Linked DNA regions of Homo sapiens: regions 1, 2 and 4 are each linked to region 3. Evidence: chromatin contacts called from ENCODE Hi-C or POLR2A ChIA-PET data. All regions are on one chromosome and are shown on one strand. The core of a region is the stretch at or near the end of the contact, and the rest is flanking DNA. Distances in the headings are between cores, read along the strand shown. Region 1 overlaps LINC02046 (long intergenic non-protein coding RNA 2046). Region 2 holds the start of WWTR1-AS1 (WWTR1 antisense RNA 1). Region 3 holds the start of GYG1 (glycogenin 1). Region 4 overlaps LINC02046 (long intergenic non-protein coding RNA 2046).

Region 1 (3,157 bases), core at 19-2,518, 670 kb after region 3:
TTTAGGAAACATAACATCAGTATACTCTCCTTAACAAAAGAAATATTTAACATACTAAAAACAGTTGAAGACGAGCAATAAGGGTGACTATAATACAGGAATATTCCCATTATATTCAGGGAATGCATTCATGAAAATATGAACAGCTATTGAATCAATCTTTGATGGGTCCTTATAACAAAGTCCTTATAGAGATGCTTTTCCATTAGTATAATGCAGTCATGACTTGCTTTGGTTAATCCTTACTGGATGCTGTGACATATACAATATTCTTCATGTCAAAGAAATTCATCAATTTTAGTTAAAAATGCAAAACATGTCATTGAAAATGTATACGATGTAAGTGTGTGGTTTAGAAGTAATAACCAAATAATAAATGAATACTCATGTATGTATCACTCAGCTGAAGAAAAAGTTAAAGCCTCTTATGAGCCTATTTCCATAACATCTCCCTCCCTCCCACACACATAGAACGAGCAGTTTGAACTTTGTATAATCACATTAATTTGCTTTTCTTTATAGTGTAGCCATAGATACTGTAAATGCATTCCTAAAGTAGATATTACTTAGCTTTTCCTTTTTTGAACATTTATATTGGATCATACTATATTTCTTTTCTGTGACTTTATTTCCTCACAAATATTTATTGATATATGCAGTTTTGAGTACTGTACTCTGTTGTATTAATCTGCCATCACTCATTTATTTATTTAAGCTTCTAATTGTTTTTTGCTATTATGAACAATGTGTTTAAGAACATTTTGAACATCTGATGTTCACGTGCAATTTCTCTAGACTATATATGTGGGAGAAGAATTACTGAGTCAGATTATGAGTCAGTGGAACTTTACTAAGTGATGAGAAATTACTTTCTAAAATAGTATCAGTTTACATTCCCATCACTTCCTCATTTCTGCAAATTCTTGCTAACATATAGTATTGTCAGACTTCTACTTTTAAAAATGAAACTAGTGATTGTGAAATTGTGGTCTTAGTTTGCATTTTCTTTATTATTAAGAAGGTTAAACATTTTTTAATAGGTTTATGTACTCTGTGTTTCTTGTTCTATAAATTTCTACTCTTGACCGGTATAGGCAGCCTCTAACATGGACCCCGGTGATCTTTGCCTCCTTGTGTAATCTCTTCCCTTTGAGTGAGCACTTAGACCTAGTGATTTGCATATGAGAAATAGAACAAGGCAGAAAATGATGAGATGTCATTTCTGAGATTAGGTTACCAGAAGACTGTGGCTTCCGTTTCCTCTCTCTCACCCTTTCATGGACTCACATTGCGAGAATCCAGGACTCAGGTTGTGAGCTACCATATGGAGAGGCCCACAAGATAAGAAACTGAGGGAGGGCTCTGGCCAATAGCTGCAAGGAATTGAGGCTCTCAGTTCAATGGGCTGGCAAGAACTAAATTCTGTCAACCACCGTATGAGATAGCATGACAGTGGATCCTCCCCTAGCAGAGCCTGCGAAGGAGACTACAGCATCTCCTGACACCTTGATGGCAGCTTTGTGAGAGACCCTGGGTCAGAGGTACCCACCTGACTTTCTGATCCATGGAATCTGTGAGATAATGAGTATTTACTGTTTTATAGTTGCTGAGTTTGGGAGTAATATTGTCATACCTCAAATACCTAATAAATAAAATGACTTTTGAGGCTGTTGTTTTCTTAGGGCTTCACAGTGGTTCTTTATATATTATATTCTGGATGCAATAATCGTCAGTCATATGTGTTGCACTAATATGTTCCAAAATTATAATTGTAACACTTTTTCTGTTGTGTCTTTTGAAGGAAAACTTCTGATAAAAGATAAAAGATTATCTATTAAATATTTATTTATATATTATATAAAATATATATAATAGATGTATAATATATTAAGATATATGTTAATCTATATTAGATATTAAGATATGTATATTAATATATAGGATACCTATGTTATAGATATCTTAATATATGTTATATATCTAATATAGTAAATTTAACATATATGTTAAATTTGTATATATATGCTAAATTTATTACATATGTTAAATATATCTATATATAGATATCTTTGCCTGTCAAAATTCATTTTCTTTTTCATGAAAATGAACCACTTGCATTACTATGAGCAAGAAACAAGTGACACCCATCTAAAGATAACCAAACATGCACAAATCATGGAATTACACAATTCCCAGAGGACTGGTTACGTAATGCCCAGCATCCCATTGAAAGGACATTTAGTCGTTTCTTCTGTGACATTTAAAAATTTATCCACAATTCTTCCTGGCAGTCACTCTACTCCCCTTATGATCATAAATAATATCTCTCTTTCTCGAGGTTATTCTTATTCACAAAAAGGCTTGTTTCATTCAGGTTTGTGATAATGGTTCACATAAGTGAAGCAAGAATAATAACTAAACATACAAGGCCTCCTTGAGTTGCTTTGCAAAAATACAGGCATATGGTATCAAGCAACCACTAAAGCTACAGAATTAACATTTGTTTGAAATTTTCCATAAGAAATTTCAGATAGGACTTTTAAAAGCCTCTGTTTTTGGTGTTGCAGGTATTACAGGGCTAGTAAATCAAACCCCCAAAAACTTTCTCCACCGAACTTCACCTGTAACCTCTACCATTTAAAGGAATTTCCATTTCTGTGAGGTTCCCAAGATTTGCTAAACCTACCAGCCTGGTAAGAGCTCACCTTCCTTACTATGTATAAGACTGGGAATGCATTAGTCAGGCATCATGTCAGTTTTCATAGGAGGTCTTTTTAAGCCATACATCTATGTATTAAGTCAACTTTGTTCTTTAATAGTGGTTCATCATAACTGATTGAATGAGAATTTGTCTCAAATATGCCACCAAAAGTAAGATCGTGGTTACATAAGAAATTTGTGCAATTATATTCTGGATTAAAAGGAGGAAAGATTCTGTTTCAATCTGTGAACAAAAGTGAGCTTGAAAGAGCAAATCCCTCAAGATGGATTCCAAGTAGCTAACTGGGCCTAAATTTAAAATAGAGCCAAGCAGCCACTTCCCGACTACAGGACACACACACACTCTGACTTCCCGCTAAACCCGCACCTCTTTAAATCTGGGAGTTTTCAGAGCTCTGCTGTATCAACCAGTTACAGCTGAGATGAATTGCCCAAT
Region 2 (2,806 bases), core at 241-2,740, 670 kb before region 3:
TCTCCTCCAAGGCAGCTCCAGATTTTAACTTCGACTTTATTTTACCCTGTAAAAATATTAAGGCAGGCTGGGCGCGGTGGCTCATGCCTGTAATCCCAGCACTTTGGGAGCCTGAGGCGGGCGGATCACCTGAAGTCAGGATTTGAGACCAGCCTGGCCAACATGGTGAAACCCCATTTTTGCTTTTAAAAAATACAAAAATTAGCTGGGCGTGGTGGCAGGCGTCTTAATCCTAGCTACTTGGGAGGCAGAGGCAGGAGAATCGTTTGAACCCGGGAGGCGGAGGTTGCAGTGAGCTGAGATGGAGCTATTGCACTCAAGCCTGGGGGACAAGAGGGAGACGTCACTCAAAAAAAAAAAAAAAAAAATTAAGGCACAATACGTGAACTTGAAGAACATACAGTTCTCTTTTATTTAACAAACACTTACGTAACCAGCCCGGTGCTGTGCGAAGTGCTTTACATTGTCTCGTTTGATTTACTTAATAAACTCCTATTTGAATCAAATGGGGTGGAGTAGGGGCTTCCTGGAATTTGGCTTACCTCGCCATCTCCCCCCACCCTTTCCCCTCAGTGGAGAGGCAACCAGAGAGAAAAGAAATTGAGCTGCTCTGAAGGGCAAGGCCTCCTCCTACTTCCCGCAGCTGTTTCGCCAGACTTGACCTTCTTCCCTTAGCTAGAGGCAGGGGGTCTCCATCCCTCGCCCAGATCTAGTTGGTGGGAAGGTGGGTGGCTTTTTTCGGGTCACTGGCGCACCCTCTCTACTTCCAGCCACCTGCTCGGGTTCCATCCCGGCTCCAGGCTCCCCGGAGGGCGGCAGGGACATTCCAATCCTCCCACAACCCTCACGGATGTTGCGGGGGAGGGGGGTGCAATTGCTCTTCTCTTCCAACACCCAGCTTTTTCTTCTCAATCTCTAGTGGCCTGAGTCACCCCCGTAGAGGAAATTAAGGATTGATGAATGGTTTGAAAGTTGTTTGTTTACAACCCACCCGTTGGCGAAGCCGCATCTCCAGTGACAGAGGCACTTTCTGGGCACCGTCTGTGCTCTAGCAGACAATTGAGAGCCAGGCAGCCAAGATGCCTCCTCGCCAGACCAAATATGGTCACAAGAGCTAAGCAGCCTCTCGTGGAAAAGCTGGCCTTGTTGGTGTCTCCCCGCGCCGGGGCGCACCCGGGCCGGCCTTCGGGCAGAATCGCGGGTCAGTGCGGCGCTCCGGGTGCTGCAGGCCTCGGCGCCTGGCTGCAGGGGAGGGCGCGGTGTCCAGGACCGGCCCTTCCTAGGCCTGAGCCCCTCATCCGCGTGCCCTCCGCCACCCCCGGCCTTGGTTTCGGTCCACAACCCCTTGATGAAACAGGCTCAGGCCACTTTCCCTTTGATCCCGCCCCAAGTCCGTGGTAAACTCAAAGGAATGCAGATGCAGGTCTGAGCGGGAGAGGTCCGCGCGGCCGGGAGGAGTGGGTGGGGGGCACCCGTCTCCTCTTACCCAGTAAAGTACCCATCACGCCCAGGGTTTTCTGGAGCCGAGGTGGGAGGAGGAGGAGGAGGAAGAGGAGGGGCGAGCGGGGGCTGGCCGGCTAGGGACTAGGAGGTCATACATAATTCAACAGCTCAACTTTCGGGCCCGCCTCTTTCCTGGGGGTGGGAGTTTGCTCCAAACTTTGTTTATGGGACAGTCCGGGAGCTGCTGCGGCCGCGCTGTCTGCTTCTCCTGCGCCTCCTTTTCGCCCAGCACTAGCGCCTTAGGCCAGCTCGGGGGATGTGAGAGCCGAAGCCCTTAGACTGCCAGGCACAGAGTCGGGTCGGGATTTGTCAGCCAAGCCTCGGCTCCAGCTCCGCAATCTCGGGACTCACCCGAGCGACCCAGGCCCGACGGCAAGTTCGGGCGGGACGGCGGCCGCCGCGCGCTCAGGCTCAGCTTCGCTGCCCGCCCAGGTAGTGCCCGCTGGAGCTCGCGCGCTCATCCGGCACCACTCCAGGGCTCCAGGCTCCTCGGGCTTCCGGAGTCGAGACGTGGTGGAGTTGGCTCGGGCTGAACTTCTTTCGGGGGGCTGCCTGTCCTGGAATCGTGCGACCTTTCCTTTGCCATCCTGCGGTTCAGCAAGCCCCGAGTGCAGTTATTCCCTCCACCCCTCGCCCTATCTTCTCCTCCTCCAGGCAACTTCTTTGCTTCAAGAAAGTTGCATAATTCTCGAGGCCAGGAGGGACCCCTCCCCCATCCTGCTGGTCTTACCGCTGAGTGTCTGGGATCTCCAGGCGGGCAATTATCTGTCTCCTCGTTTCCTTTTCCCTCTATTCTTTCTCCCACCATCTCGCCCTCTCACCCTGTAACCCTCTTACCCACTTCCTCCGACTTTAAATAAAAGGCTGATCTGACCTTCTTTTTGCAGAAGATGAATCCGGCCTCGGCGCCCCCTCCGCTCCCGCCGCCTGGGCAGCAAGTGATCCACGTCACGCAGGACCTAGACACAGACCTCGAAGCCCTCTTCAACTCTGTCATGAATCCGAAGCCTAGCTCGTGGCGGAAGAAGATCCTGCCGGAGTCTTTCTTTAAGGAGCCTGATTCGGGCTCGCACTCGCGCCAGTCCAGCACCGACTCGTCGGGCGGCCACCCGGGGCCTCGACTGGCTGGGGGTGCCCAGCATGTCCGCTCGCACTCGTCGCCCGCGTCCCTGCAGCTGGGCACCGGCGCGGGTGCTGCGGGTAGCCCCGCGCAGCAGCACGCGCACCTCCGCCAGCAGTCCTACGACGTGACCGACGAGCTGCCACTGCCCCCGGGCTGGGAGATGACCTTCACGGCCACTGG
Region 3 (3,082 bases), core at 68-2,567:
CCTCTCCCACGGCAGGCCAACTACTAAGTTGTAGGAAGACCAGTTCCCCACCCCCGAAGGGCCACCAGCTTCCCAGTCACTCACACTCTAGGAAAGCTCTGAACAGTGGCACCTGTCCCTTGACAGGCCCATCAACATCCGCCTGTACTTGCTTCTATTATCTTCAGCCCATTATAACATGGGTAACATCGCTGTCAATCTGTACCAAAAATACTTAAGCTAGGCAAAATGAATGATCATCTAACTCAAATGAAGTCCAGGTTCCAGGCGATCATGGAGAAAAATGTAATAAGGTGAGCAGGATTCAAGGATTTCTGGAAGCAAGGATATGGATGATTTCCAAGATTAAATAAGGGATAGAACACAGGTTAGAACACCAGACTAGCCAACATTACAAATGACCAAGAAAGACCAATGACAGCTGGGTAGGAGTTTAATCTTCCTAAAGACGGCTGAACTCTGGGTTACACCTGCAATCTTTGTGGCAGTTCAACTGCTGTAATAACCCTGGCTATTAGCCTCAATGACACGGAAGGACCAGCTAACTCGGAGCTTCCCAGTGCTGGGGCTAACTCGTGGAGTGGCCCGGACGCCTCGCAACAAGTGAAGCCAAAGCCGGCGCCCTCCCACCAGACGGGGCTCGCGCCCGGGGACGCTAGTCCGACTCCCGGCTTCCCGCAACCCGGCCCCAAAGGCCTAAAAATAGGCTCAGCGTGGCGGCCGGGGCCGGGGCGGGCGGCGGAGGAGCCGGGCGGAGGCCGCAGTATCCCCGCCTCGGAGCCCCTGCTTCCTGGGGTTCCGGGCCGCCAGAGGCCGGGGCAGCTCCCCACGATGCCGCTGCGCCCCGGACTCCCGCCTGGAACCCCCAGGGGAACCGGCTCCCCACCCCCACACGGCCCCGCCGCAGCTGCTCCGCCCGCCGGCCCTTCGCCGTGAGAGCAAGAGGAAGGACGAGGAGACGGAAGCAGGAACGAGAGCTCCGGCCGAGGGCCCGGGCTCTGCCCGGCTGCCCCATCCCTGCACTCTGGGGGGCGGCGGGGCGGCAGCTGACGCAGGCAGAAACACGCCCGGCTGCGGCCAGCCAGCAACTTTGCGGCGGTTTCGTCCTGCCGGGAACACTCCGGGGCTGAGGGCGGAGGAGAAGGGAGGCGGCGGCTGGGCAGGAAGCCGGGGTCCCGGGGCTGGCGGCGGCGGGCTGCGCGGCGGTACCTGTCATGGTGCTGCCGGGTGCGCAGGCGGCCGGGGCAGCCTCAGGTTGGTGACTCAGAGAAGCCGGCACCGGGAGGGAGCGCGGCCAGCGAGGAGGCACGGCGGGGAACCGAGCGTCTGCCCCGTGCGCTCTTATAGCGGCCGTCACGTGGCCGCGCACGCTCTCGCTGCCGTCCGCATCCTCCCAGCTGCGCGGCCGGCAGGGGCGGTGGCCCGCGGGGCTCCGGGTCCCGCGTCTCCCTCGGCTCCTCCTCCCTCCCTCGGGGCTAGGCTGCCGCTGCGGCTGCGGCTCACCGGCGCCCCTGCTCCTACTTCCCCGGGGCGCCTGCCCTTGTCAACCGCGCGCCCCCTGTCGCCGCTAAACCTGGGAGTTAAGGGGGACTTTGGGGCTGAGTGCGGCATCAAACTCCCCAAGAAGCCAAGGGTTAGGGAACCTTAAAAAACAAGCAAACAAACCCCAGATTACTCTAGTTAAAATCGTGAGTCTGAACTGCTTGAATGAAACGTAAAATTTACGCTTTTTTTGCAGAATTTCGATCAGCCTCTATAATCATTCCTTAGTGTACTCACAATGGTTTTGTACCCTTAACCTAAAAAATATAGTGAATATTTCGTAAATGTTAAATTCTTGGAGCCATCTGCATCAATTAGGCATTTAAGTGCTTCATTTAATCCTTGTACGAACTCAGTGAGGTGTTACATATTCATTTTACAGACGAGGAGGAAACTGAGCTCAGAAAAGTTAAATTAACTTTTCTTTTCTTTTTTTTCTTGTATTTTTAGTAGAGACAGAGTTTCACCATGTTGGCCAGCCTGGTCTGGAACTCCTGGCCTCAAGTGATCTGCCAGCCTTAGCCTCCCAAAGTGCTAACTTTTCTATAGTCATATAATATAAATGGAGAAAGTAGGATTTAAACCCTGGCAGTTTGGTTACAGAATCAACCTTCCCACCCAGAAAGTCTTGGTGCCTCTTGTACACAGGGGCTCCAAAAAGGTTAGTAAATTATTGTAACTGTGGTTAGCCAATGCTAACCTGTTTCACAAATCTTGAAATGGTCAATTTGTCATTTTTCTAGGAAGTTGAGAAATAGCTTTAATGTGATCACATCCTTCTCTGCTCCCCATCCCCAGTCCAAACACAGAACAAGCCTCGGGTAGTTCAGTTCTCTGCAAACTGAAAACTGAAATTGCTCGGTAAATGTTGAATGAGTACTGCAAAGCCATTTGGAAACCAATCAGGAAGTTGACATCAGTTCAAAAAGCAAAACAGATGCTTAAGAATAAGTGATTTATTTGCAAAGGTGGTACTGCTGTCCTCAAACCAGTTATATCACTGTTTCCTCGTGTGTGGGTGTGGATCTCCTACATCAGAATCACTTGGGGGCACTGGTTAAAGCGTAGATTTTTGGGCCTAAGCCCAGACCTCCTGAATCAGAATCTTAAGGGTAGGTTTATTTTGGTGCAAAATAATTTTGAAATCCATGCATTTTTTTTTTATAATATGTATATTCTATGGACTTTTTGAAGTCGCGTCATATACTCTTGAGGTAATGAAATACTCTGTAGGCATAATCATTATATATTTTTAATATAAAAAGCTGTTCAAAATATATTATTTGAAGAAAAACAGGTTACAAAACAAAAAGAATCTTAAGGGTAGAACCTTAAAATCAGTATTTTAAATATCACCTTCCAGGAGCCTCTCTTGAGTCCTTCCTAGTCTTGACCATGGCCTAGAGACCGCTGATCACATGGGAGGCCCTCCCAGTTACTTGGCATTATGTGCTTCCGTTGTAGGAAACAGAAAAGTGGAAAGGGCAATAGATGGGTTTCCACTTATTCAAAAGATATAGACATAGAAGAGTTGGAGCTC
Region 4 (3,119 bases), core at 236-2,735, 690 kb after region 3:
TTTCTAAAAGGTAATGGTCAACACAATGTTCAAAAATGATTACAGTAAGAAAGAAAAGGAAATAAATCTGGGAAATAATAATAATCACAAAGGAAGAGATAAAACTCCCCTTATTTGTTAAGCATATGATTACCTACATTGGAAATTTAAGGGATTCTGTGGACAGATTATTAAAACTCACCAGCATACAAAAATCAGTATCATTCCTGATAATGAATACACCAATAATTAACAAAAATCAATCAATAAAAATATGTTCTATAAAGTAGAAAAAGTTATACAGAATGTTAGACTGTAGGTGAAAAATTACTGGAGATGATTTTTAAAAGCCTGAATAAATGGAAAGTTATGTTCATATGATTGTTTGTTGGGAAAACTTTGATGATGCACCACAGATTAATCTCAAAATCTAATACAATTTACATAAGGAAATCTTTGGGAGGTTTTTGTGGAACTCAAAAACTACAAATGCAAGATCACATGGCCAAAAACCACTATGATGATTTGAACAACTGGGATAATAAACTTGACCTAACATATAACAAAAATTTTAATAAATGAATAATAAAGATATCAGTACATGATTAATAAATAGAGCAACAGAATATAACAAGCCTAGAAACTGATCCATTCATATATGACAATAATGTATGACAGACATAGCATTACAAATAAATGAGGAAAAAAGATGAACTGTTAGGTAAACGGTGTTGGGATAATTGTTTATCCATATGGAAAAAGTTAAATTAGGTCCTTTAAAACTTTTTGAGTAAAATAAAGAGTAACATCTTTATGTCCTTCAGATAAGAAAGGATTTATTTACTCCAGACACAAAAAAACACAAATTATGAAAGAAAACACAGCACTTTGGGAGGCCGAGGCGGGTGGATCACGAGGTCAGGAGATCGAGACCATTCTGGCTAACACGGTGAAACACCATCTCTACTGAAAAAATACAAAAATATTAGCTGGGCGTGGTGGCGGGTGCCTGTAGTCCCAGCTACTGGGGAGGCTGAGGCAGGAGAATGGCGTGAACCCATGAGGTGGAGCTTGCAGTAAGCCCAGATCACACCACTGCACTCTAGCCTGGGTGACAGAGCAAGACTCCGCCAAAAAAAAAAGAAAAAGAAAGAGAGAGAGAGAGAGAGAGAAAGAAAGGAAGATTGTGATATATTTGCAACACAATAAGTTAAACTTTTTGCACAAAAGAAACTATAGACAAAGTGAAAAACTAGTCACATACTAAGAGAAGACATTTGCAGCCCATGTGAATAACAAACAGAAGTATCAACTGCCAATCAAAATGTCCAAAGGATATGAATAGGTAATTCACAGGAGAAAAAAATATAAATGGCCAAGAAATGAGCAAAAACATGCTCAACTATATTAGTAATCACGGGAAGCAAATTAAAACCATAAAAGAACTTTTACACCTGTCGCTGGCAAAACTGAAACTGAAAAACAAAACTGAAAAATGATCTGACAATAACAAGTGTTAGAGAAACAGAAACTCTCAGATACTCCTATCAGGAGTGTTAAATAGTTCAGATTCTCTGGAGATTAGTTTGGTATATAGTAAAGCTGATGTATCTCGGGACACAGAAATTGTTACCCCTGGATGTTCCCCATGAAAAAATGCTCATATAAATTAGTAAGGAGAGTTGCAGAATAATTTAAAATCATAGAAAATGGAGCAGGTAAAATGTACATCAATTAGAAAACAGATAAATATTGTACATTCATCTAACAGAATAATACTTGGATTTCAAAATAAATAAAGCGTGTGTGTGTTAACATGGATAAATCTTTTTAAAAATCAAGTAAAAGAGTGAATTATAGAATGTGAAGAATTATATACCACTTATGTACATTTTAAATCCTTCAATGTGGTCTATAATTTAAAAATGTATTGTTATTACAAAATAAAAAATACCATGCAAAATAAGATGTTTTAAAGTATCATTAATTTGCTTTTAGATAAATGTCTTCATGGAATTTGAAATATACTTGAGTTGGCCCTTTAGAGTTACCATTTGTCAGTAAGGGAAATAAAATGTTATTAATTAAATGAGATAAATTAAGGAAGAACACAAATATAATTAAATATAGAAATCTACAAATAACCCATGCTGAATTCTTCCAAATTATCTCTCATGAGCCTTTGTCAGGATTGCTAAGCCATGATATAGCACATTTTGTGTTTCTTTTTTACTTTCTCTATCCACCATTCAGCAGGGAGGGTAGTTGACATTGAAATGACCAAAACTTAGGAGATGGAGGCAGTAAGAGAGACCCTAAAAAATCCCTAGATAGTTTACAAACTAGATAATCAATTCTTGACTACTCAGGATTTGACTCTAATAAATACCAATCACATAATGAAATTAAGTTAAACATGCAAAACTCCTCTAGGGTTGCTCTTTTGAATTGATTTGACCTTTTTGATTAGCCAGTATCACTACTACTGTCATTATCAGGACATGGGACAGGAACATAGCTATTATTTTCCTACCTTTCAGCTTTTCAATACAACAAATATATATTGGCAACCATTTCTATGATTTTAATTTGGGTACTCATTGTCCCCTTATTGGGGACTCGGGGCAATATAACTGTGGTTTTCCACACAAAACAAGGGTTAAGTATGTGTTTGGCCTCTTTTCTTTAGGATCCTAGAAGACTACCCTTTTATTTTTAAAGTTATCTTTTTCTGTCTTGAACTAAAAAACACAGCAAAGTAAGTCACATCAACTATTTTTCATTACCTTTACCAATTATTTCATTAAGGAACTTTGAGTCATTTCAATCATTAAACATTATAAACAAGGTTTTCTATAGAAAGTAATAATGAATTCTAAGAAAAACAATTACCTGTTATTACTGCCAAAGTTAAAGCTATCTTCCTGCATAAAAGTGTGCATTTCTCAGAAGAGAATGAGTTTATATTGAGGTTGTTGTGGGACATTTAGAAGGAAGTAGCTGACATATTGTTGCAGATTTATGCCTGATAATTATAGGGCACTGTACAGTTTTTAAAATGCTTTCATATTTATTATGTGATTGGGTTCTTAAAATAATTCTGTAAGGTCACAAATGCAGTGTTTCTCATTTTACAGATG

Evidence for each region. Hi-C counts contacts between places; a loop is a spot of excess contacts on that map. ChIA-PET counts read pairs that join two places held with the same protein, here RNA polymerase II (POLR2A). Pooled maps may share reads with other maps.
Region 1: a loop to region 3 is called in a pooled map, with 6 times the contacts of the local background. The contact joins the enhancer-like site here to the promoter of GYG1 in region 3. A Hi-C loop is called at or near these places in 4 of 37 single-sample maps with no recorded cell type and 3 of 50 pooled maps.
Region 2: a map with no recorded cell type shows a loop between it and region 3 (5-fold over the local background). The contact joins the promoter of WWTR1-AS1 here to the promoter of GYG1 in region 3. A Hi-C loop is called at or near these places in 2 of 37 single-sample maps with no recorded cell type and 6 of 50 pooled maps. POLR2A ChIA-PET finds 5 or more read pairs at or near these places in 1 of 52 experiments (Panc1).
Region 4: a pooled map shows a loop between it and region 3 (5-fold over the local background). The contact joins the enhancer-like site here to the promoter of GYG1 in region 3. A Hi-C loop is called at or near these places in 1 of 37 single-sample maps with no recorded cell type and 2 of 50 pooled maps. POLR2A ChIA-PET finds 5 or more read pairs at or near these places in 1 of 52 experiments (OCI-LY7).

Annotation. Positions count from the first base shown.
Region 1 is chr3:148,317,487-148,320,643 of GRCh38, reverse strand. The region is part of intron 3 of LINC02046 (long intergenic non-protein coding RNA 2046); the gene reads right to left. LOC105374148 (a long non-coding RNA gene) reads left to right here. Exons shown (of 4, transcript XR_001740955.2): 3 at 2,568-2,693. Among named protein-coding and RNA genes, the nearest start is that of LINC02046, 38 kb to the right of the region's middle. RefSeq lists an enhancer at 1,178-1,237. Within about 2 kb of position 1,268, at least 2 of the 41 ENCODE cell types and tissues checked have a DNase peak (open chromatin) inside an H3K27ac peak, as active enhancers do.
Region 2 is chr3:149,656,894-149,659,699 of GRCh38, reverse strand. WWTR1-AS1 (WWTR1 antisense RNA 1) reads right to left here and starts at 1,490. Exons shown (of 3, transcript NR_040250.1): 1 at 992-1,490; 2 at 1-322. WWTR1 (WW domain containing transcription regulator 1) reads left to right here and starts at 1,675. Exons shown (of 7, transcript NM_015472.6): 1 at 1,675-1,935; 2 at 2,391-2,806. The coding sequence starts at 2,394. RefSeq lists enhancers at 822-1,031, 1,592-1,661, 1,269-1,848 and a silencer at 1,202-1,361.
Region 3 is chr3:148,989,775-148,992,856 of GRCh38, reverse strand. It overlaps GYG1 (glycogenin 1), which reads right to left and starts at 1,317. Exons shown (of 8, transcript NM_004130.4): 1 at 1,210-1,317. The coding sequence starts at 1,216. RefSeq lists silencers at 301-595, 629-1,678.
Region 4 is chr3:148,297,042-148,300,160 of GRCh38, reverse strand. All of the region lies in intron 2 of LINC02046 (long intergenic non-protein coding RNA 2046), which reads right to left. Among named protein-coding and RNA genes, the nearest start is that of LINC02046, 18 kb to the right of the region's middle. RefSeq lists an enhancer at 1,383-1,572. Within about 2 kb of position 1,485, at least 2 of the 41 ENCODE cell types and tissues checked have a DNase peak (open chromatin) inside an H3K27ac peak, as active enhancers do; they include OCI-LY7, where a contact is called at or near this core.